5 separate regions of the Mus musculus genome follow, and regions 1, 2, 3 and 4 are each linked to region 5. The links are chromatin loops, found by intact Hi-C in ENCODE. Cell type or tissue: gastrocnemius. All regions are shown on one strand.

What was found. Hi-C counts contacts between places; a loop is a spot of excess contacts. Peaks named below come from ENCODE experiments on the same cell type or tissue, not always from the same donor. Only the 100,000 strongest peaks of a DNase experiment are listed, where the experiment ranks them.
Region 1: it touches region 5 in a loop (2.8-fold over the local background); 16 of 42 quality-filtered maps call a loop at or near these places.
Region 2: a loop joins it to region 5, with 6 times the contacts of the local background. A loop is called at or near these places in 14 of 42 quality-filtered maps.
Region 3: a loop joins it to region 5, with 7 times the contacts of the local background. A loop is called at or near these places in 19 of 42 quality-filtered maps.
Region 4: a loop joins it to region 5, with 6 times the contacts of the local background. A loop is called at or near these places in 2 of 42 quality-filtered maps.

What each region holds. Positions count from the first base shown.
Region 1 is chr4:95,291,374-95,296,373 of GRCm38, forward strand. No RefSeq gene overlaps it. Among named protein-coding and RNA genes, the nearest start is that of Gm32240, 86 kb to the left of the region's middle. In gastrocnemius, a CTCF peak has its summit at 2,940 (motif pointing right); no DNase peak of the experiment used is centred here.
Region 2 is chr4:95,281,684-95,286,683 of GRCm38, forward strand. No RefSeq gene overlaps it. Among named protein-coding and RNA genes, the nearest start is that of Gm32240, 76 kb to the left of the region's middle. In gastrocnemius, no CTCF peak of the experiment used is centred here; DNase peaks (open chromatin) are centred at 2,221 and 3,237; H3K27ac peaks cover 3,457 bases.
Region 3 is chr4:95,554,923-95,559,922 of GRCm38, forward strand. It overlaps Fggy (FGGY carbohydrate kinase domain containing), which reads left to right and starts at 2,585. Exons shown (of 16, transcript NM_001113412.1): 1 at 2,585-2,669. It overlaps Gm40206 (a long non-coding RNA gene), which reads right to left and starts at 2,444. Exons shown (of 2, transcript XR_867942.1): 1 at 1,897-2,444. In gastrocnemius, a CTCF peak has its summit at 2,623; DNase peaks (open chromatin) are centred at 2,542 and 3,784; H3K4me3 peaks cover 1,886 bases; H3K27ac peaks cover 2,684 bases.
Region 4 is chr4:95,205,883-95,210,882 of GRCm38, forward strand. Gm12708 (predicted gene 12708) reads left to right here. Exons shown (of 4, transcript NR_166673.1): 2 at 308-405; 3 at 2,212-2,467; 4 at 2,990-3,852. It overlaps Gm32240 (a long non-coding RNA gene), which reads right to left and starts at 2,064. Exons shown (of 3, transcript XR_376399.3): 1 at 1,905-2,064; 2 at 629-795. In gastrocnemius, no CTCF peak of the experiment used is centred here; no DNase peak of the experiment used is centred here; H3K27ac peaks cover 2,358 bases.
Region 5 is chr4:95,051,190-95,056,189 of GRCm38, forward strand. Jun (jun proto-oncogene) reads right to left here and starts at 1,033. Exons shown (of 1, transcript NM_010591.2): 1 at 1-1,033. The coding sequence starts at 82. Junos (a long non-coding RNA gene) reads left to right here and starts at 1,128. Exons shown (of 5, transcript XR_867920.3): 1 at 1,128-1,193. In gastrocnemius, a CTCF peak has its summit at 2,179; DNase peaks (open chromatin) are centred at 514, 1,223, 2,130, 2,739 and 1 more place; H3K4me3 peaks cover 3,693 bases; H3K27ac peaks cover 4,207 bases.

The DNA.
Region 1 (5,000 bases), 240 kb after region 5:
TGAGCTAGAACATGTGACACAAACCTAGGATGGAGAGGAGAGGTTTCCTAATGGAGCCATCATCACAGCCAAAGTCAGAGCAAGAAATAAAGATTTCAAAATTAATGTGAGACTTGAATCCTAACCTCCCAGGGGGCTGTTTGCCCGTTTCCACCCTGACCAATAACATCTTGGGCTTTGTAGGAGTTTGTAGAACTTTCCCCACTTGGATGAAATACACAACTCAGCAGAAATTCATTGATGAATTCAATACAACATTAGTTGTGTGCTGCTATCTTTAAGGGCAATGGCTTCAAGTCCTTAGTGCATCAGAATCTTGCTTGTGGAAGGTGACCACTAGACCTAAACCTCTGAACTTCTAATTCAAGCAATGTAAGGAGGGGCCAGAGAATCCAGCATTTCAAGTTCCCAAGTGATATATTGAAAGAAACCTTTTAAAAAAGAAATTAAGGGCAGTTAAGTCAGCAAGGAATCGTATTTCCTGACCTTTCCTCTTCTCCTTTGTGATAATTAGCCAAGTGCATCAGATTGTGAAGTCAAGCTCTCACCAATGGAGTGAGATGTGGTCACCTATGTGAGAGATAAAGAACAGAAGTCATGTTATCAGTTATGCTTTCTAGACTTTTTTTTTTTAATAAAAAAATTCCTCCTATGCTTCATTCCCTTTGCGTGTTCCTTTGTGCAATACTTAGATCATTCCTTGTTTGTTTCTGACAATGTCCATGCTGTCTGCTGGTGAACTGCACTTTATGTCTTAGGGGAAGCAGTTCAGTTTCTGGAGGTGCTACTCAGGGCACAAGGTTGTTTCTAAATTTTCCTTAGTGTTTGTGGAGAGATGGAAGGTCTCAGTCTAGGCCGCTAGTGTCCTTCTAGGAAGGATCCTCTGACGACTCTGTTCTAAAACATTGATTATGTAAGCAAATCACGCAACCAAACCCTGCCTTAGTGTTTACGTTTTACTATATAAACACATTTAGATTTTTTTCTCTTTATTTTCTGAGGGGAAAATGAAAAGATTTTTTTTTTTTGCCAGATTCTGTGGTTTGAATGTTTGTGCCCCACCCCCCAATCCATATGTTGACATTTTAATTCTGTATGTGATGATATTAGAGCGTAGGCTTTTATGAGGTGACTAGATCATGGTAGAGGCCTCCTAAATAGGATATGTGCCATTATTAAAGAAACACAAATGGACTAATCATGCCTTCTTACCATGTGGGCACAGTGGTAACATGTCCTTATAAGAGATTGAATCTTGCCAGAGACTTCTCCAGATCTGTGAGGAATAGGCATTTCTTTTGTTGTTTTTTTGTTTTATGAGCCACCCAGTGTACTGTATACTGTTATTGCAGCCCAGATAGGCTCAGGCCCTTCTTGAAATCAACAAGCTACAAGCACACAGGATCAGTGTCCTCTTCAGTGGTTTTTCCCTCAGGTCTGTTTTCCTCAGGCATGTGGATCCCAAAGTCTGTACTAAACTTCAGCTGAGTCACATTTCATCACACCACATTAATGGCTCCTGGGCTGTGATGGATGAAATGTACAGTCTCGTATCCTGGAGTCAGAAGTCCAGGTCAACACTTCATTGAGATTATTGAGCCTCTTTATGCCTTCGAAGAATGATGGAGGGAGTGATAATCAAAAGCTCCACAGTTGTTGCCATTCCTCTGTGGCACTATGCCTCCAGGACACAGCTATAGGTGTTTAATAGCTTTTGTCTGGACCTTTGCAGTGCCATTCTAAGGGATTTCTCTGCCCCCAGGGGACCTTTCCAAATCTCCCTGAGAGAACCGGTGTAAGGCAAGAGTCTGATCATGCCCTTCTCCTTTCCTCGTGGAAAACTGACTTTACACTCAAGGGAGCAAGGACTGCACCTGGCAGGGACAGACAGACAGACATTCCATGTGAGGGCATGGGCAAGCAGGTGTGGCAGGGACCTTGATGAACTGGAGTTTGGCTGACTTACAGCATTCAAATTTGGAATTCTGGAGAACAGGCTCTGTCTTGGGACAGAGTTTTTAGCCTTTACTGCCAATAGACTTGGCCACAATATGAAACCTGAAGTTTTTTACTTTGGTTGATGAGGTTCAGCCTCCTTCTTGGTGTGCCCTGGTGACTTAATCCTATGACTGTCAAACTGCAGTTTTCCCACATTCTCATACTGGTCCTTGGCTCATTCCCCTTGATGAAACCTGGCACGCCTGATTTTGCTCGTCCTTTGCTGAAATGCTCCTCATTCCAGACTCTTCCCCCAGCTCACCTTCTCTGATCTCAGATGCATTTCCCCAGATGGACTGTGTATGTGTGTGCTGCCCCAATACTACCTGTCGCTCTCCTCATCATGATCAGTATCTGGTTGTAATTGTGGTTTTGTTGGTTTGTGTTTTGTTTTATTTTTCTCCACTTCCCCTGCTAAGATATATGTGCCAGAGACTCCAGAGACTAAGCGTTAACCATCTTTGTGCCTAGAATAAATGGAGTTTTCTATCATTGTTAAATGAAGAAGTGAGAAGGCAGGTGACCCTGTAGTAATGGTCAGGAATTTAACCAGTGCATGGTATAAAAATTGCTCCAATTATTTATACTGAAAAGTAGGGAGGGACTGCATCTCTTTCTCTCCATAACAGGAAAGGTTAGACCCAGTGGAAAGAAAAATTAAAGAGTAGTAATGTTACTTAATTAATTACTAAATTCTACTTTCCTTTTTGATGATTCAAACTTCTGGGCTTGGCCTGGTATATTGGCACACATCTTTAATACCAGCATTTGGGAAGCAAAGGCAGGGAATCTCTGAGTTCTAGACCAGCCTGGTCTAAATAGTGAAATCTTGTCTCAAAAAAAAAAAAATTGCTTCTGTGCTGTACTTAAACACTATCCCTCACTGTTGATTTGAATTCTCGAGAGTCTGTTTACCCAGTGGGATAGTTACCCACAGTTACTGTCACTAGATGGCGGACTTCCCTTTGATTGCTTATAGACAGGGGTTCTTCTTTGTCCTATTTAAGGTATGACACCCCCCACCCCCCACCCCCCCCCCGTAGGAAATTCAGCACCTTTCATGGATGGAATATCTACCTGAACTTAGAACAAAGTGCCACAAACTTGGGGACTGATAAACCGTAGCAACTGTCTCTTAAAGTTTAGGAAAATGGGAAGCCTAAGGTCAAGGTGTTGAAGATTCAGTGCTTGTCAGTGGCCTAGTTCTTCAAATATGAAGGCTTCTGGCCTTTTCCCCACTCACGGGAGTGGTAAAGAAGTGGTCTGGCACTTGCTAAAAGAAGAGCACTTGCTGTGGTTCAACTCTTTGTGTTTCATGTTGGTATTTGGTTTCTGATACAGGAATATTACCAGGTATGGCCTTTGGGAAGTCACTCGGTCAGCAGTGCTCCTTCCTTATAAAGGGGATTCTGACCCTCTAGAATGAAGCTCCAGTGGGCACTTAGCCCACTTTCGTCCTTTCTGCCATGTGAAGACGTAGTATCCATCCTTTCAAGAGGATGGAGCAAGGGACCATCTTAAAAGTCAAGATCGGTTTTCACCATACTCCACATCAGCTTGATTGTGGACATTCTAGCTTCCAGAATTGGGAGAAATAAATTTCTATTACTTATAGATAGTCTGGTCTGTAATACATTTTACAGCATCATATATGGACACAGGCACTAATCCTGCTCACAAAGGCTCCATCCTAATTGGATCTCAATGCCCCATCACTTTCTAATATTATCACCTTGGGTTGTAAAATTTTGACATGTGATATTGCATGGGAAGCAGAGAATTTAGAATAGATCAATGTCTGTGGGCATTTGAGTGTAGTGAATTTCTTCAAGCTTAAGTGGTACAGTTTTCAAGACCAAGACTAGATGAACAAGATCTACAAAGCTAAACAAAGATCTGCAGGCATAAATCGAGAGAGGGATAACTTGCTGCATCATGAAAGTATTCTGTTAAGCCAGGCGTGGTGGTGCACGCCTTTAATCCCAGTACATGGGAGGCAGAGGCAGGTGGATTTCTGAGTTTGAGGTCAGCATGGTCTACAGAGTGAGTTCCAGGGTTCCAGAGTTCCAGCCGGGGTTATACAGAGAATCCCTGTCTCAAAAACAAACAAACAAACAAACAAACAAACAAACAAAGTACAAACAAAAAAGTACCCTGTTGACTATCCTCCATCCATCCCCAACAGGGATCTTGTCAGTGACTTCATGGAAGCCATCTATAGAATGAAGCCTCATCTATAAAATGAAGAGGTCAAGCTACATGGACTATTAGGTTCTCTGGCTTAAAAACTGCCTTCTCTTCCCCAGTTCCTGTGATGGCTCATTCTTCTATATTTTCATCTACATTTCCCTTGTCCTACAGGGGGCCTGGCCATCGGTGATTAGCTTTCCTAACAAAACTTTACTCAACTCTCAAGGACTCCACCATATGTCGTTTAGCAAAAGCAGTCATGAAAGATCAACATAACATCTGGATCTTCTTGGAGAGACAAGCCTCACATTCCTACCCTCACTGCAAAATGGATTGGCCTTGACCTGGGGCCACACCAGGAAGAAGGCACGCTTTGGGGATAGGGGCCTCTTGGTAGCTGGTTGAAGTTGGTCATCACATGGTCCCGGAAGCCTGAGGAATGAGAGGTATTTGCCTTCCTGTAAATCTCTCAGAAGAGTTAGGATTATCTCAGGTCAAGCTGACAATGTGCGTCTTGATGGAAAAGGAACCTCAGGTTTAATAGTCATTTAGAAAAAGCCTATGCAATTTTGTTCCCTATGGTAGAGCTATAGTATCAGACAAATTTGAGGAGAGGGTAATGAAAATGAAGTTGAGAGCCCAGGCAGCATGGTTTTATGCGTAAGAGTGTATTCACTGATTAATGTTTTCACTGTCAATCGAAGGTATGTGGAGCCGACAGGGCTGGGCTCCTGTCTTGGCTCTCATCTCCCCAAGAGCATCTGCAAATTAAGATGAGATCCAGGAAGATGCAGTTAAATCTCAGGTCTGCT
Region 2 (5,000 bases), 230 kb after region 5:
TTGTATACTCATATTCTTACTGTAGTCCCGAAGCCCCTCCTCTCTCCGTCCCTTCTTTTGTCCCTCCCTCCCTCCTTACCTTTCTTCCCTTCCCCCCCCTTTTTTTTTTCTCTTAGAAACAGCTTAGACTGTCAGAGCCTAGGGAGAAACTAGACGCTTAGATCCTCTGAAGACAAGGACCTCTGTGTATCTCTTGGCAGTGTTATCTGGCATCTAGCATGGTAACTACATTTGGAAGAACCCTGAGTATCGTCACACAAACACAAGTCATTAAGCGTCACTTGCTTGGGAAGATAGTATCTCTAGTTCAGGTCTGAGCATTAGGCTAACATTCAAGAGAAAAGGGGGAGAAGATATAGATACCTTAAGAGTCTCAGGCTGTCCTATCTGGCTTCCTGTGTGGGAAGTGGGATGGTATTCCTCAATAGAAACTCCTCTCAGAAGTAGTCTGTTCAGAAATGTCATCCTGGATTTTATCTTTCAGAAGCACCTGAACTTGGGACCAGAGAGTCCTGAAGAAATCTGATGCTATAGAGCACGTGATACAAAATCCCTGTTCTCAAAGAGTAACCTGATACCTTATACAGGTCTGAATCGCATGCACTAGGGGACCCTGGTCACATTCTGGTCTGACAGTCACGTAGCCTGTACAGATCTGCCACTTGCTAGGCAATGTCTCATCTGTGAGAAGAAGGGGGCAGGCTAGCTATGACTTAGGAGCTCTTCTGTCTTAGATCTGTGACATTAGGTAAGAAGTGGGCTAGGGATTTGAGAAGGATTCCATGTCAGGAGCTTTGCTCTCACAGTTAGAACAGGAAACTGTACTGTGATTGAATTCTCAATGCTGGTGGTACTAGCGTCTGAGCAGTACGCTGATGTATGCAAGCCATTCTCAGAGCTACCTGGTCCAGGCAAGACAGGGTTTCCACTTTCAGTGTGGCCATAGGCACATGGGAATATAGAGTACAGAAATGCAGGTCCTGAGAGTGTCCCCAGGGGAAAGAAACTAAATACTTCACGGTGTTTTGAGGAAAATAAACTCTTACCTATTTCATGTTTATATTCCCCTTTCTGGTGGTTTCTAAGCTCCAAACATACATCGTATACATCTGCATTTCACCAATGAGATCAGCTAATATGCAACTCCAAAATACACACACACACACACACACACACACAGTCACACACACAGTCACACACTGAAGCACCCACTTACCTGGCATTTTTATGTGTTACACACCAGCGTATACCTAGAAATTCTGTCTGCCCCCCACACTCACATTCCCAACCACAAACTCAAGTCATTGTATCTTTCCTATATGCTCTGCACTTGGCCATCCACAGTATGGAAGGGAGAATGACAGGGCTCCGGAGATACCCCGTTCTAATCCTTGAAACCTCTCAGCAAAAGGGAATTAAGGTGATAGCTAGAGTTAAAATTATTGTTATTGACCTGGCTTATCTAGGTGTGAAAATATAATCAGAATCTTTAAAAGATGTAAGATACAGACAAAAATCAGCATCAGAGTGACGTGAACTGGCAACTGCTACCAGCCTTGGATGGCTTTGCAGATGAAGGAAGAGGCTGTTAGCTACAGGCTATGGGTAACAACTTATAGGTGAAAAGGCAAGCAAATAGTTTTTTCCCAAGAGCCTCCCACATACCTTAATTTTAGCCCAGCGAACTTCTGTTAAACATATACCTACATAACCACAAGATGGTAAACTTGTGTCACTTTAAACCTGGGAGTAATGGTAATTTGTTATTGCAGCATGGGAATCTGTACCCACACAGACAGACATACTTTTGTCTTGCAAAGCCTATGATATAACAGGCAGATACATATCCTGGGTGCCAGGGTACAGAGTAAGAAGGTAGCTATCAGATAAACCGAGGATGTCATGCCAACACACTGGAAAAAACAGCCTACACGAAGATGTGGAGGAACAGTTTCTTCACAGAAGTCCACAGGCGTGGTGTCGGCTCTCACAGAGTCTGCTATGCCAGACCTCCAAAGGAATACCTGTTAGAGAGAGGGAGAGATGGAACACCAAAAGAAAGGCCCTCACCAAGACCTGCCTGTTAGATAAGCAGGAGTTGAGATGGGTAAATAGAAAATGGGGTAGAGTGTTCCAGGCCGAAGCAGCAGCTGGGGCAAGGACCTGAGGGCTATTTCGAGAACTAAACAAAGTTGACTTTGGCTGGGACACAGTGCCCCATGGGGGGCATAGGGAAAGAGGCCCAGATCATGAGGGCCTTGTCAGCTATAATTAGACATTTGGCCTCTATTCTATGTGCCATTGGCTTCCCAACCCCCCTTTCCTCCCTTGTTTCTCTCTCTCTTCTCCTGGGTTATACTTTAACATCTTTTAAGTGGAAGGTGTTTGCTTGACCTTGATGATAATACATGGCTGTTGTCCCAGCCCACACTTCAGTCACTTCCCTGTTTTACTACTGATTTAAGATCTAAATCAGCAGTTACCATTTGGGGTGAGGTGAACAAATAAATGCTGCATTTGTAAACATCTGATTGAGTTTATACTCTTACTTACTGATAGTGTTTCATATCTGTGATCCTGCAAGTGTTTTTGAAGCCGGTATATACCAAGTACCGTGACACTTATCTCTTACAGTCATGCCTACTGGTACAATTGTTATCAATTAAGTCATAACTATTGTGTTGATAACCTTCCATGCCAGTCCAGGTTACACCCAGGCCTCTGTATTCACCTGTACCCAGACAGATGTCCTGCAGGGGGAATGGCAATGAGCAAAAGCACTTCCCTTTCAACTTCCAGGAGCTTAGCCTAAGGCCAGCAGCAGGAGGAGATGTAGGGGTATAATGCAAAAGAGCACTCTAGCAGGGCAACCTATGATCAGTTGACCCTTCCTTACAAATACTATCTCTGAGTTATGGAGCGGTTCCCTCTCTTCCCTTGTGAAGACAGAGATATGTAATGGATTTCTGCTGGTGGAAGCTCCAGGGTTCCCTTTGCACCTAGGCATGTGGTCTTTTCATTACAATTTCTTCCAGTAACTTAGTTTGGATGCTCTTCCTTCTGTTTTCTTATGTAATTATCTTGTTGACTCTTTAAACTATTGAGACTGCTAGAGGGGGCCCCAGCACTGGGAGAGAAGTGGACATGAGCCCCCACCCCTAACCAAGAAGCTATTGGCAAGTGATACCCATGGACACAGGGTAAGTTTTGTCCAATGGCGCTTCACTTGTAACATTAATGACACATGCCTTGGCCCCATGCCAAGCACTAGATGGCTCACACAAAATTAAATTAATGGTAGTTTTGAAGACTTTTTTTTGTTTCATGTTTCTTTGTTTGGGAAATTTTTGTCATATTGATCTTTTGGTTGTAAGTTATGATTTCCATTTGGGAGCAGCATTTTTTTGACAGAGAGAGAGCGAGGGCAAGAGTGAGAGCAAGAGAGAGAGAGAGAGAGAGAGAGAGAGAGAGAGAGAGAGAGAGAGAGAGAGAAGAGAGAAGAGAGAAGAGAGAAGAGAGAAGTTGGGGGAGATAGGGAAAAGCATGATCCAAATATATTGTGTGAAAAAATGTTTTTTCAATATATTTTTCAGAATAGCCCTTGAGCTTAGACGACTCCCTCGACCAAGAAATGAACAGTCCTCAGCCTGTGCACCTCTTGTGGCCAGAGCTTTTCCTGCTTTTGCCTCCATGTGTCCTTCTTTGCTCTCCTTCGGAGTGTATAACACAAGGCAGTGGGCCAAGCTCACTGTACCACTAGTGCCACAGCGCAAGAGAGGCTCACATTGGTCATCGGCTTTGTGTCAATCACAGGAGGCACCTGTTGGCTATGGACGCCAAACAACCAGTTCTGAAATGGATCTTGTTAAGTACAGTCTTATTTCCCAATACAGTCTTATATCACCTTTGCTGGATCTTTGGCTACTGGAGTGCCCAAGACTTCTGGGGTGGAGGTGGGGGAACTTGTACTCCAGATTACAGAAAACGAATGCTACTTGCCAATTTTGGATACAGACAGGAATTTGGATAGATGGATATAGATATTAAGGAAAGAGTGAATGAATAAGAGAGCAGTGGGTGAATACATGTGAAGGAGACGATACTAGAGTATGGATGGTATGGATAGGGCCAAAGAAGTCTGAGATAAGAGAAGATAACATAGAAAAAATAGCTAGTCTTAAGTTGAGGGTTCATGCACAAAACAATGCTGCAAAGGTAGCAGCAGATGCTAAAGTATGGAAGGTTTCAGTTTATCACTTGGTCATGCCATATATATATATGGCCATATACATATATACATACATATATACTGTTTTGTGTGTGTATTTCTACAGGACATCAAACCTATACACATATACTGGAATATATTATTTTTCTAATTCCTCCTAAGAGAGATGAAATGTAGAAAATGCCCTTTCTCTGTGACTTTTTTGTGGTCATGATTTGTCTCTTAAATTCAGCAACCAGTAAAATTAAAAAGGTTCACTTTAAGCACTTCTGGGACCAGGAAGTTAGCAGAATGAACAGTGGTGGCTTGTAAGAGTCATTTTTTTATAATATTTTAAAATGTTAAAATCAAACTATAAAACATTTACAAAGGTTTAGAGAATAAAATCATTTTATTTATTATTATCACATTTTAGATTTTTTTTTACATTTATGGATATGTTGTCTACATATCTGAGCATTCCATTCACACCTGGAACATGTAGAGGCCATAAGAGGACATTGGATGCCCTGGAACTGGAGTTATAGACAGTTATGAGCCACCATCCGAGTGCTGGGAATTTAACAGTTCTCTAGGAGAACAAGTAATCTTATTCACTGAGCCATCTCTTGAGGCCCCCAAAATCAAATGATTTTAAATGCTCAAATTGGAGACACACAAACTATGGCTGGGGAGGCCTCTGGACTTCTATCTATAGACTGTCTGCTGGATTCTGTGGAGCCTCATGGTCAAATCCAATGACAGCGATTTATGTGATTGTAGTATTTCTTTA
Region 3 (5,000 bases), 500 kb after region 5:
CATATGTTATGCAATAATGTCATTAATTTTTATGACAGACCTTAGCACTCAGATGCCACTATCATTTCTGAGTGTACTCTTTATTATCTTATATCTATATATTGCCATCAAATACTCAATGACTAATGAATGAAAACAATGAACATTTGCAAAAAGTGAACACATTCTTCTTTTCCCTGTAGAACATTTGTTAACAGAAATCTGTCATGTAAAGTAGATGAGGAATTGTTTACATTAACGATGTTATGTATTCATGTATGCCTATGCATACATCTGTTTATTTGTGTACATATGCTTTTCTGTATCTTTAAATTTATGTGCTTGTGTGCCTAAATATAATTATATGTATGATATATGAGGATGAAGTGGTAATGTAAGACTATACAAATATGGTCATACAAAGTGTGGTTGGCTACACATGTGGTTGTGTGATTTCTATCAGTGTGTCTATGTATATCTGTTTGTATCATGATTTAATTTGCAGCTGTGTGACTACATGTGTATAAGAGTGAGCATGACTTCATATGTATACATCTGTATACTCTACTGCTGTAATTTAGATATGCTTTGATCTAGTCTCCACAGGATTCATATGCTGGAAGCTTGGTCCCCAGTGTGGTGATGTTGACAAGTGGTAGAACATGTAAGTTGTGAGGACTTGTGGGAGGTAATTATGTCACTGGGAATACTGGGTTCCAATGGGATTGATGCTGGTTTCTTGGAGTGAGTTAGATTTTCAGAGAGCAGACTGTTAATGAAGAAAGGCAATCCCATGTGCTTGCTGCCTTCTGCATGGAGCCATTTCCTCTTCTGTTTTTCAGCCACATTGTGTCAGCTAGTATTTTATAAAGTACTCAAGATTTGTTATTTCTTTCCATAAATTGTAGCCTGAAAATGTACATTTCCCATAGTCCCTGAGGCAGCAGACACATTCCGTTCTGGGATAGGTTAAGGAAGAGCTGGGGCAATGCATAATAGGTATTAAGCATCCGACCGTTTGCACAACATTTCTGTGATGTAGTTTCAGATGGTTCTGTAGTAGAGGTCAGTCACCTGATTTCTAGTGCTAGTTGAGCTGTGGGGTCTTTTGGACTCAGCCTGGTCTGGTGTACACAGCATTAGGGACTCACTTTCTTTCACCGTGTTTCTTTCCTCTGTGTGCCTTTTATCCCAAGGTCCTTTTATTGTTTAAAATGGCTGCTGGAGGCCCAGCCACAACACTATTTTTGCTACTGGTCATATGCTATTTAAGAGGACTCAAATAAAAACTCAAATACAGCAAAGACGAGAAACAGCTATCCACAAAGGCCAACACACTAGTTTATGTTTAGCAACGAGGAGACCTTTCAGGTTCCCACCCAAGCCATAGACTGTGAGGCAACAGGCGCGTTGCATTTCTGGGATACATTAAGGAAGAGCTGAGCCAATGTAGCATGTGTATTAAGCATCCAAACTTTTGCAAAACATATACATGTCTGGTACTTAATTTGTTCTTCATAGTGCTCCGGAAAGAAAGACAACCAGGTCTTAATATTATAATTCCCGTTGTATGCTTGGTCCACATGACTAAGTAACAGATCTGAGACTGTGCAGACAATTTTTTGAATAGCTGGAAATGCAATCATAGTGTAGATCTTAACAGTTAGGTTCTTAACTGTCCGGATGCTGAGACCCTTTATAATAGTTCCTCAGGTTGTTGTGACCCAACCATAAAATTATATTTTTTGTTACTTCACATATCTACTTTTGCTATTGTTATGAATCATAATGTAAATATCTGATATAGGTCACCAAAGAAGGTTGAACACTGCTTGTGTAGAGGAAAATAAATCCAAACCAAGACCTCCAGGAGAGTGCAGGACTAATCCTGTGGCCTCAGCCTCACCGAGTTCTTACCTGGATGACGGAGAGAGATCGATCACTCGTTTACTCTCAGGTCATGTGGATACTAGTCTTAACATAATAAACACACTAGGTCTGACTAAGGAAGTCTCTGTTATCGAGAAGGGTTGGTTTTCGCAACCTTGGAATAGTCCCCAGGAAAAGAAAAAAGAAAAAAAAGAAAAAAAAAAAGCCAAACCGGTTTTGGACTCTCAGTATCTAGCGATGAGGGTACCGAGAGTCCATGTAGCTTACTGGTATGTCAACTTCTCAAAGGCAGGGGTCATCTATCTTTTAGATTTACGGTGTCGTCTCTACCTCAAAGCCTCGACCACAGCATAAAGTGTGAGAGTTCCTGAAAAGCACCAGGTATAAAGGGTTCAAGGAATTGAAGCCCATAGCAATCCTGGTGCTCAGCCGAGGGCGATTTAACAGGAAATATCCACCACATACTGTAGGTTGGCTAGGTTAGCTGGCGCTCAGAGGGGATTGCTTAGATTGAGCCGTCTCTGTTGCCTGGGCATCTTTAAAATCCAGGCAGCGAAAGGATTTTGAAATGCAAACCCAAGACTTACAGTACAGTGGGGAGGAGCAGGGCTCACAAGTACTGGCCATTCACGGTGCCCGTTTCAAAGGACCAATCAGGTTGCTCCTTACAAGGGTTGCTGGAGGGGCTGGACTGAAGCGGGCGGAGTCACAGCTTGTTTGGACCGCCCTGCTGGGTGCGGTGCGGCTGTGCATGGTGGCCTGCTGGCCTGCTAGCTAGAATGTGATTTCATATTGGACAAGTAAGTGACCCTCCCAGGGGTTCTTGCAGGCACGCAGGCTCTTAGCCAGCTCCCCCCAAAAGCTTCTCTAGCCTGCTAAATGTTTCCCTCCTTCACCTTTGGGTCTCACAGCCAGGCCACTGGTTGGCCTTTCAGTTTCTTGTGTATTCTGGGTGAGGTGTCTTGCCCAAGGGAGAGGCCTTTACTGCATCCCAATGACTGCCCTACAGATGTCTGGGGCCTAAGGCCCTATCTCTCTGAGTAGTGTACAGTTAATTAAATAAAGTGTTTTTTCTTTCTCCCAGAAAAGAGAATTTTGCAATGCACCCCCGCCCCGCACCCCAATTTGGGGACAATTCTCTAAACATTTTAAGTCGTTGATTTCAAGTTTGGCAATGTAAAAGCGTTTCAAGGCTGGTGCTGTTTAAGGCTATAGAAGCTGAGCATCTGGAGATAGTGTTTGGTGCGTACTTCAGTTTAAATGGGATAATGCCATCTGTCTTGTTACAGGGCTGCAGGCCAGGAAGGGTATAGGGGGATCTTTCCATGTTTATGAACTTCATGACCATTTCAGGATGGAGACACACACTGTGGGGGAACTCCTCTGTCACTGGTCCATTCACTGGAGCACTGCTTACATTTTAGCTCGAATTTCTTCTCCTAGTTAAAGGGCAAACTGTGGCCAAGTTTGACTCTTTTTTGATCAAGTGTGTGTGTGTCAATTCAAAAGGTCCCATTGGATTGTGCTTTTAGGGAGCAAATCCATAAGGAAGAATTAAAGTCTGAGTTTGTGGCTGGATTTGTAGATTTGTCTTTTGTTTCATTTTCTTGTCCTTTTTAAAGGGTTTCCCGTCTTTACTGTGAGCTATGTGAGTCCTGATGTTTCTCTTTTCTGTTGCTAGCTGGGGGTGCTGCTAGTCTGTCTTCTGGAGTCTCCTTCTAATGCAGCTGTCATGCTTGGTCTTGACTTAAAGGCTTCTGCCCTGGCTGTATGAATAAGAGCCCCAGAGGACTGCTCCTGACTGATGGGGTCTGGGGTGGAAAATAGGGGATGAGGAGGGCCTATGGATGATTTTTTTTGAGGGGGGGGGGTGGCTTAGGATTAGGAAGTCAAAGTTTGCAAGTAAGGAGGAGGGAATAACCCAGTTGGTGGAGCACTGTGTTTCTGGGAAGGGTGCCAGGTTCTTATCCAGGCTCTCATGAATTTTGCTGGGCTTTGTCTTCTGGAATTTAGTTCTTTTTCTATAACCTTTATCTAAAAACTACAGCCAATTATTAGCCTTTTTAAGGACGACGACGACAACAACAACAACAACAACAACAACAACACCAGGTTGGGGAAAGCCCCGTCTTTAAACTCCCAGCCAGAAGGGGAGTCTGACATAGTTCTTTGTCTGGATTGTGCCATAGAGATCATTTAACTCTTGAGATGATCGCAGGCAGAGAGGTGTTCTCAGCCAGGGTAGTTAGTAGCAGCCCCATGTAGTAGTGACTGACATACAATTAACTGTATATTTTAGATTCCATTTGCTGAGATTTTAAGCATTCCAGCATCATTGATGATAATGGGTTTTGATTTGTAATTTTCCTTTCTTGTATTTTCTGAGTTATATTTTCTGACTAATATTGGCCTTAAAGAATCAGTTAGGGAGTATTTTTACGCGTGTGCACGCATGCGCATGCACACACACACACACACACACACACACACACACACACACACACATTTTCTCTCTAGTGGTTAGTAGAACTCACTAGCAAAGTCATCTGGGCCTGAAGCTGTATGTGAGGAATGCCAGCGACAAAGCCATTTGATCTAAAAGCCTCCTTACACTTCCTGTTGCTATGAGAAACCCATGAGAAAATAACTTAAGGCAGGAGAAGTCATTTTGGCTCACGATTTCAGTTCACTATGGTAGGAACAACTCACATCATGGACAGCAGGGAGATGACTTTAGGTCTAAGATGTTTTTAGGTTTGTAGTAGAAGTTAGGATGGAAAATAATAGTATGGAACTCTGGACTCACCAAGACAGGATAGATAATAGAGTTAGATCTAATTGTTGCCAAACACAAATGGACTGAACATTGTGAATGTAATTCTTACATGATAGTTTTCATAATTGTTTCATAATTGTTTTTATAATGTATAGATTATCGTTGTAAGAAAAGGAGCCTTTTATTGGACTAATCAGAAACTAATGGGGAAACATTCTTTACAACACATTGGTTCCACAATACACAAGATGAAACTCAACAAAAGGGAGACTGGTGGGCTCTCGGTCCCTGTTTGATCACATCCTGCTATGAGATGGTGCCATTCACATCCAGCATGGATGGATCTTGTCTCCTA
Region 4 (5,000 bases), 150 kb after region 5:
TCGCTACTGGCAATGGTAGGCTTGACAGTTGGTCCTGTCTTTGTTCACTACAAGTCCCAGCGGCAGTCTTGTGGTCAGTACTCACACATGACACAAGGGTTAGGTCTACTTCACTTCCTGAATAACTGTCCTTGCTCCTTTCTGAGTATCCTGTCCCTAGACCAAAAGGGCCTTTGGTTGCTGAGGGCCTCAAGGTGGTTTACTCTCTCAGGTCAGACGTGGGAAGGTAGCAGGTGGGCTAGACAGTTCACTCCGGGAACATGTAGACTCAGACTTTCTTTTGGTTTCCTTCATGTTGCACGGAAAGACCTCATAGGAAATCATCTGTCCCTCCTTCAATGATCATGGCCTCCATACGCAGGAGAGTTGACAGGATTCTACTGGGTGACTCCACAGGCCACTAAGGTAAGGCTGGTAAGCCAGTTCTACCATGGAGAAAGGTGAAGCCCATAGCAGTTCCTCCACTTGATAAAAACACAGCCAGCCCACCCAGCCCCAGCTATTTTAGGGACCCTTTGTCTAATTTTAAATTCTAGTACCTCTGCTGTCAATCATGCTTGTCACCACCTTCCCCCACACCTCCCCCCATCTTCCCCAACCCAGACATGCTCCTTTTGCCATGCCTTACCTCTTCAGGCTTCTCTTCCTGCTAACAGTTTTCCTTTGCTTCCTCCTGATCATACCCTTCCTGAGCAACTTGTCTGCCTCTTCGGTGCTGTCCCATTCCTGGGGTATTCTCTCGGGTCCCCAGTGAGGGTGTGCACTGGAAAGTTCTCGCAAATCTCATCCCTGTTGCTAGAAAGGACAGCATGGAATGAAAACTTGGTCCTTTGTTGGCGTTTGGCAAGGGCAGTGTTGGCCAAAAACTCCTTAGTTGTATCTTACCACATCCTCCTATGAGGGAGGAACCACTATTATTCTGTTTCACTGAAACTCAGGAACATCACCAGGAAGTGACAAAATAGTCCAGAGCTTGAGCCTTTCCAAGTCCCCCTGCTCCAAGACCTGTGTCCCACATCCTGTCTTCCATTCTCTGTGACTCACAAAGGTCTTCATCCCTTGGGGCCATTGCATACGCCGTTCCTTCTGCCTAGATCACCTTTCCTTTCGTGCTCACCGGAAGCCTACTTCTACAAGGTCCGTGGTTCTGCAGCTCTTTTACTGGGAGGTTCTCCTCAGGGAGGTAGCTGCCCTTTGGCCCCATTACTAGAGACTTTTCCCGTATTCTTCCTACGTGGGCCACGGGGGCTGTCTATGTGAGCACCACCAACCCTCTCTGCATGCTTTCTAGGTACCTATTGGGTGTTAGGCAGTGGGCTGTGTTCCCGGAATAAAGAGTAAATGAGATAGGTATTACCCAGTCTTTCAAAGAAAGCAGCCTAAGTCCAAACACCATACAATGGAGACTGAGCCCCATGGTGAACTCTGTAGAGGGGCTGTAAGCACTCCTAGAAAAAGCCGTTATCTAGGACTCCAGCTGCCTATGGGGCTTTGAGGAGCAAGTGATGATACAAAACTACAGTGGAGCTCATTCAGTTGGGAGAGCATTTAGTGAGAAAGCAATGTCCTGGGCTAAGACAAAAGCCCCTGCAAAGGTACAGAGGTGAGAAGAGGTAGGATGTACTCAGAACACCACAAAAGATTAACATAGCTGAAAAACTGAGTGTTCTGAGCCATGCTGCAAGACCACTCCAAAGAGGCAATGGTAGCATAAGACATGGGTAGGACTCCTGTCTATTCCACATCTGTGAGCACCTGGCTTTGAGGACAGTCTTGCCCCATGCCCAGCCGAATTGCCTTTGCAGTAAGCAGACACAGACTGACTCTTCCTTCCAAGCACATAAAATGTCCTCAGCAAACCCCTTATCAGCTGTTCAGCATAATCATTACTCCTGATATTTTACCATCAGATTAGAACTGTTGCTTTCTCTGTAGTGGTGGCCTGCCAAGGTCTTGGTCCTGGGGAAGATGGGTGAGGTTCAGAAATGTCGAACAACCCCTCTGCTCTTTGTCGTGTAAGAACCAGAGGAAGGAATGTCTGTGGTCATGTGGAATATTCTGGCAGATGCGCTGGACGTAGGACCTTTGAACTCTGATCTGGCTGGGAAAGCAAAATCTGCCTTTCAGCTTGGATCACTCTTTTCCTTAAATGGCATTCTCTTTCTTGGGAAGATCCGCACCTCAGGGATGGCTGTTTTCTTCTCCCTTCAGGGTTCCAAGAAACCTGATATTGCTGTGGTTCTTCTGTGTGGTCCTGCCCATCTGATCCACTGCTCTGCCCACTCTGCCTCCTCTCATCCATAGAAGGACCAGCCCTGCATCCCCTAGGTTCCTGAGTCCTCTAAGTCATTACTTGTAATTTTTATTGTGACCAAAGAGATACTCTAGCAGGAGACAGGCAGTGGGAAGAGAATAGTCACTCACCGCTGCTGCCCCCTACCCCTCCACCCCAGAGGTCCAGATTCAGGTAAGTATAGACAGAGCAGGCAATTATTCTCATCCTCTGGCAACTTTGGGAACTTCTGAGAAGACAGCAGAGGCACCATGTGGATGTTCTTCCAAGAGATGCTGGTGCCTTCCAGAGGCCAAACCTCTCTGAGTGTAGACTGTAGACAAAGCAGGGCTCCACCATGGAAGGATGGATTAAGGCATGAAATAAAGTGAAATCTTTTCAGGGTTGAAGGCTGATTTCTAAATTTGAGGCGCTACTTTATCTCCCCAGAGAAGAACAGGCTCTTAGTCTGGAGCGCAGCCTCAGGGGAGAAGCCGAGGTGCCATTAGGAGCTGTGCCGAGACTTCCAATAGAGAAATCTGCTGTCTCTGCTGTAGAGGCCTTACAGAGCACTGTGCTGTGAATTCAGTTCTTATCCCCGGTGTGTTTGAAACCTGTCGCAGAAACTACACACAGAAACTATATGGCTTCTTCTAAGCCCTCCTTCTACCCTGCAGGGCAAGTTCTTGGGCCTCAAGGCTCTCTCTCTCTCTTTAGGGACTTTAGCCACGCTTCCTGAGGCCTGGCATATCACAGAACTTGCTGGAAGTCACTTGTGAGGCAAGCCCTTGGCAAGCAGCACTGAGTATGACATTATCTGCTGTGACGGAGGTCTAATATCAGATCATTTACGCGACCTTGTCCAACAAGGACAGAAGTAAATATCTTCCACGCACATGCCATCCGATCCAGGCAACAGCCCAGGGAGGAGGACTGCTGTTTCTCCTCACACTGTGCAAGTGGAGGTGCAGAAAGGAGGGGCCACTGGAGCCTAACTTCCACCCACCCTCAGCTGTTTTACACCTGAGCCCTCAGGGAGGCTGCAACTCGGTTTTTTTATGAGGTTAATGGGAAAATGTGCTGTGTGATACGAGCCCCAGCAGAAGAGGAAACAGCCCAGGGGTAGATTTTAGCAAGAAAGAACTGAAAGCTTGAGAATGATGGTAGACTGCCACAAGTCCCTTGCTGGGTCACCTGTCCCCTCTTGCCGTAACAATGAAGGCCTATGCTTGCATCTCAGTTTTGACATGACTGCCCAGAGGTGTCTACACAAGCACTCAACAGCTCCTACTTGGTTTAAATCTCACTTCCCCTATGAAGCCTTCCTGGACCTTCCAAAGGGTATCTTTGATGTGTGCTAACATAATCACTCATAGTTGCCCATATGCACCCACCCAACCCCCCAAGCCTGCTGATGCTAAACTTTCTTTCAAAATGGGGAAGTATTTGCCTACATTACCCCTCGCACAACCTCTGTTATATCTTACACAATCCCCAGGTTACTCATAATCTTACAACAACCTGAATGCTTTGTTAACATTTGTTATACTCTATTGTTCAATAAACAATCAAGAGAAAAACTTTGTATGAATTCCATACAAATGCAAGGGTTTTTTTTTTCTTCCTTATACAGCAATAATTTCAACTCACAGTTGGTTGAATCCATGGGTGTGGACCAAAGGGATGCCGAGGGGCTGACAACACACCAGTCTTCTTTTCTTTATACTTGAATAGGTTTCTGTAGAAACCCAACTAAAGCCTCAAGAATTCTATGGGCCTCACCAGGATAGCTGAAAGCTTTCTTCTTTCCTGAGGAAGGCTGCATTGGGGTGGGGGCCCAGCCTTGTTTTCAGTGGCCACACTGGAAAGCACTAAAAGGAAAAAGGCTCTGGAGATTCAGACAACTTTTTCAGTCCAAGAAAGAATTCTGGAGTAGTGACAGCTCCATCATGGGTGCCTGCAAACCTAGGCAAAGGGGAAGTCATGGTGGAGGCATGGGTGGGATAGAATGGAGATGGTTCAGGGTTGGGTCTCAGGTGAGATCTTCCAGTTCTAAGGTTGGTGTTCAGTCACTGAAACACCCCTCCATCTCATGCAGAAATTCTTTCAAAACTAAATGGGCCCTGCAAGGCAGGTAGGAGCCAGTCCATAGAAGAGGCATAAGGCACAGAGAAGTAAGGTCTGCCTCCAGCCTGCTGGTAGAGGATGAAGGTATATTTGAGCATAGCTCTCCATCTCATGTACCTCTTTGCCCTGTATTGTCCTTGCCTCCTTGTTCTTGGAAGTCATCTATCAGAGGTCATCAGATACAGCCTGCTTAGAGGGAACAAGTCTAGCCTGCACCATAATCTCCAGACTCAGTCCTTCCCGAACTTCCTCTTATTTCCTCCTAGAAGGAATCTGCTCTTTGATAACTTTTTTATAGGACTTCTGGCTACATTTATGCAATTTGTATGGCCTGTGAGCAGGTGAGATAAAATGAGAGTTTTGTTTGGAGAGGGGTTTAAGAACCTGTAGTTCATTCTAATTAAAAAAATGAGAGGGAGAAGAAGAAAAAGGAGAGGAACAAGGAGAGGAAGAGAAGAGGAAAGAGGAAGAGAAAGGTAAGAGGGGAAGAGGAGAAGCAGGAGAAGTAGGTGTGATAGAAGAAAAAAGGAGGAGAAGTAGTAGTTGTAGAAGAAGAAGGAGGAGAGAAGAAGAAGGAGGAGAAGAAGAAGGAGAAGGAGAA
Region 5 (5,000 bases):
AGCCGTAGGCACCGCTCTCGGACTGGAGGAACGAGGCGTTGAGGGCATCGTCGTAGAAGGTCGTTTCCATCTTTGCAGTCATAGAACGGTCCGTCACTTCACGCGGGGTTAGCCTGGGCTGTGCGCAGAAGTTTCGGGGCCGCAACAGCGCGCCGGGAAGCGGGGGGATACCCGCGCGTCCCCGCTTCTGTAACAAAGTTTGTTTAGGAGCGTGCGCTCCAGACGGCAGTGCTTCCCCCTGAGCCCTCCTCCCCAGTTCGCTCCAGGGAGCGCAGGGTTAAGACTCCGCTAGCACTCACGTTGGTAGGCTCCCGCGCGATGCCGAGCTTTGAAAAGTCGCGGTCACTCACGGAGCGCTCTCGGGGAGCAGCGGTTCCTTGGAGCCCGCAGACCAGTCCCAGCAACAGCGGCTCTCCGGCGGTGCTGACCAGTCGTCACGGAATTCTCGGTGGAAGCCCGCGATCGGGCTCTGCCGCCCGGCCTCCGACAACTGTCCCCTCCTCCGCTGTGAGGGGGAGGGGGACGCTAGGCAGCCGCGGCTAGCGCTCGCCCAACTTCAGCCGCCTGTGCGAACTGGTATGAGTATAGGTTCCTCTTCTCCCTTTTCTTTACAGTCTCGGTGGCAGCCTTAAGGCGCAGAAGAGATTTGCAAAAGTTCGCTCCCGGCCACTTGTTACCGGTCCTCTGGGTCAGGAAAGTTGCTGGCCGGTAGCCGCTCGCCTATTTCCTCGCGCGGTCGGGAGCCGCTCTCGATGCTGTCAGCAGCGCCCGGACTTGTGAGCTTCTTCTCCGTGGAAGGCGGGAGAAGGGACTCTCCAAATGCTCCCCAAAATACCGGTGCAGGAGCCGCGGGCGCTGGATCCAAGCAGTTGGTGAGAAAATGAAGACAAACGGATGAACAGTCCGGAGTCCGCGGCCGACCGGGTTGGCCAAGTCCGTCCGTCTGTCTGTCTGTCTGCCTGAGCGCTCTCCTGCCAGGCTGTCTCTGCCACACTCAGTGCAACTCTGAGTCCTTATCCAGCCTGAGCTCAACACTTATCTGCTACCAGTCAATCCCTAAAAATAGCCCATGATGTCACCCCGAGGCTTTCCCATTGGCTTGCGTCGTTCTCAGGGGGGCGGGCCCACCCGTCGCCATGGAGACCTCACCCTAGAAGATTCTTCTCTGGGCCCGCGAAGGCTCACGGGATGAGGTAATGCTCCGCTGCGCTCCTACAGTTGGGCCCTTCTTTCTCCTCCTCCCCCCCCCCCCTCCCGCGCTCAGCTTCGGCTTGTGTTCCCGGGTTCCCTCCCCGGCGCGTCTTTCCCGGCCCGCCCGGTGCATTGTGGGCTGACGTCTTGGTTTGGCTGTCTAGTGACGGAGGCTGCCGGTCGGCAGGACCCTTGCGGAGTCTGTCGGAGGCGGGCTCAAGTTCAGGGCTGGGGACTGGGACCGAGACGCGGGGATCCAGAAAGCAGGGGAGGCGCGCTAGTGGCCGGGGGCGGAGAGCTTGGGTGGGAGTGAAGGTTGCACACAGGCGCGCGCCCGCGCGCGGGCACACACACACACACACACACGCACGCACGCCCGAGAAAGGGCTGAATGATCTGAGTGACTGAAGCTGGCTCCGCACCCCCGCACTTCCGGGGGACAGAGCGATGCGGGTTAAAAGGGTTGTGTGCGCCCTGGGTGTGGGAGCACGTAAGTGCGTTGAAGTTGAGCGGGTTTGAGAGTAGCCCTCCAAGATGAGTATGCTTGGAAGTTTAGTTTCGGAGAAGGATCTGCGCCGCAGTGTGCTGTACCTGGAAACCAGAGATTTGCGGTGTTCGGAACCGACTCATCAGGGTCCCCGGCACAACACTTTATTCTCTGGACGTGCCGGGGGAGGGGTGTTCGCTTTGCCTCCGAGGGACCCCTCCTCTAGGTGTGAAAGATGCTAGCCCAGCGCCCATGGGGTGTCGAAAGCAACATATAAAGGTTCGAAACTCAGGAAACCTCGGCGATCGCCTGCGCTAGCACATACACACGGTCCCGCGCACACTCAGTCTGCGCCCGCCCTTCCTCCCTCCCTGATTTGCTTCTGGGAAAACAAGCCTTGAGAGCTGCGGACTCGCCCCAAGTCACGGTGCTTAAGCAGGAGTCCCTGGTAGAAACAGGCTGAAAACTCCCCTCCCCGCTCACTGGTGGAGTCATATCCTGTGCGGCCTCTAGGAAGCGCTAGACACATGTAAGTTATTTCTTTTCTAAGGTTCTGCTATCAGCCCTCCACCCTCCACCCCTCAGGACTAAAGAGGTGGCAAGCTTGGTTCTCCCAGGGCATAAGGGCAAATCTCAGAACTTCTCTGAGCTTTATTGGTCTCATCTAGAAGTAGAGCGAATGAGGTCCACTACACCGGGCTGCCAGGCATTAGTTTTGACTCTGAGAATAGCCCCCTTCCCTACCAGCTTCGGAGTTACCCTGGGCCGTCGGTGGGGTGGGGGTGGGGTGATTTGGAGGATCCTGGGTTGAGATTTGGCAGGAGCCCGTAAGCAAGATAGAAAAAGGACCGGGAGCCAACTCTTCCCTTAAGCCTCCCTTCAGCCTAGGACTTGAAGTTTGAAGTTGGACCTAGAAAGGTTCTAATTTGGACTTTGCTGCCTCAGAACTCAGCTCAGGGTTTGTACCCTGAAGCCTTAAGATATTTTGCCTTTTGAGTATTCAGAACCCAATAGCAGCTGGTATCGGTGGGAAACCCGCCAGCTCTTTTTCACTGCCGGCTGCAGAGGGTAACTGGCTGCTACCAGTCAAGCGCTGACCTTGGTGGGGGCAGGGTAGAGCAGGGTTTCTGTGAAGTCTAGAGCCATTTACTTCCCCCAAATGGAAACCGAGTTCCTCTGTCCGCAGCCCTATTTTTTTTTTTTTTTTTTTTTTTTTTTTTTTTGCCAAGGAGCTCATACTTAACATGATTTATGATAACAGTAATAAAATAAGTTTCGTCCACTAAACACCACCTATCTGCCAGTTACTCCAAGCAGTTTAAGTATGCTGTTTTCTTCTCACAGTTATCTTAAGAAGCATACATTTTTACCTAGACTTTACATGGGAGGAAACTATCCCAGAAAGTCCATGCGTCTTGCTCAGGGTATACAGACAGCTGGAAAGTGATCTCAGGTCTGTGTTACATCCCTTTGTATTTTTTTCTACTCTGGCAAACTTTCCCTTAAAGTCTTAGTTATTTGCTCGGAAATTGGTGCTGATGGCATAGACTTTGTTTTGTTGTTCCTGTATTTAGAAACTCCCAGATCTAGGCCCTCGTGTAATTATGTATCTTTTGCCCAAGGGTTCTGTGCATCTTCTGCCTCCTGTGGCTTAAGAGGCTGATTTCCTACTTAGGTAAAGAAATAGCAGTTTCATCCAAGGCGAAACAGATCCCTGCTCTTGTTAATGCTGCTGCTTGGATCATAAACTTCCTCTTTGCCTGGGAGAAGGTTTTTTTTTTTTTTTTTGTTTTTTGTTTTTTTTTTTTTTCTCCACAACCCAGCTTCTGCTCTTTTTAGCCATATCGTGCTGGAAGCTCAGTTGGGAAGGGCTGGGGTATGCCACCCTAAAGAAGAACCCAACATCCCAAAGGCTGATGAATGTTTGTTTCTTGCTTCCTCCAATTACTTGCCCACTGTGGCTATGCAGGGAGCCCTGTCGGCTTTGACTAAAGGGGGAACTTAGCAAAACACTGGCTCTTAGAGTATTGACCTAGAAGTGGCACCCATCGTTTCTCATGCCACTGTCAAAAGCCAGTCACTTGGCCATGCCTGAGAGTGAGGGTCTGAAAGGGGTCCTTCCTGCATTCTTTCCTTCTAAAGAGGAATCAGCTGAAAACACCCTTCAGTTACAGCATAAAGTTTACATCCAGGCTTTGAGAGGTAGTGAATAGAGACCACATCAGGTCCAAATGTGTGCCTTCCTCTGAGGTAGAGCTACCCTGCACCCCATTCAACATGTATAATAGGGCGGAGACAGAGGTTTGCTTGGCGAGGGAAGGAACAGAGATCCCAGTAAATGATAGAACTTGAGTATTTTCAGGACCTCTCCCCAGCCAGTCCACTTCTGCAAGTAAAGCCTGGTTCTGCTTGGTGTTTGTTTTCTGTGCCCCTGTGGGTTTGCCTCAGTCTTCCAAAGACTTACCAAAAGCCTTGTTTGGGCTTTAATAAGTGTAGGATGTCTATTGTGCAAGTCTTGAAGATGGCCTTTTGTACTGCAGGTTGATTGTAATCCCCACACAGTGTAGTTTCCTGTTGGATACCAGGAATACCAAGTACCAGTAGCCACAGCATCTGTTCTGTCTGGCCCCATCCCAACGGTTTGCCCTGTTTCTTTGCTTTCTTACTCTTCTGCCTCATATTTTGCTCATCTCATCCTGTTTATTTTTGGGTATTTTAGGCTGGTAAGGCACAAACTTGTCCCATTCATTTCCTCTCTAGAGCTGAATGAATGGACTAGGCACTGTCATAATGTGTCCTAAGTGTTAGGTTTGGTTGACTTAAGACAGGGTCTTGTTAAACAGCCCAGGCTGGCCTTGAACCTGCCCCAACCTCCGATGTACGGGGATTACAGTGCTCACCATCTGTATCTATTCTGTGTATCTTGAGATTTTAATGGTAGGTCCTTAGCCCCTGAACTGAACCTTGCTTCAAGTCTGTCTTCTCCAGGCCCTTCTTCTCTTTTCTCTCCCCTCTCCCTTCCTTTCCCCTCTCCCCTCCTCCCCCCTCCTCCCCCCTCCTCTCCCCTCTCCTCCGCTCCCCTCCCCTCCCCTCCCCTCTCCTCTCCTCCCTTCTCCTCTCCTCCCCTCCCCTCCCCTCTCTTCTCCTCTCCTCTTCGTGTTGTTCCTATTCAACCTGCTATCCCCCTCCAATTTTTGGATTTTTCTATTCCCGTTTGTTCCCATTTATAATTTTGCCACATCTACCTTGAGCTCATTTCAGTGGCCACCTTGAAATGTTCCTGGCCTGATGTTACAATCTCTTGCTTTTTCTCATTAGGTTC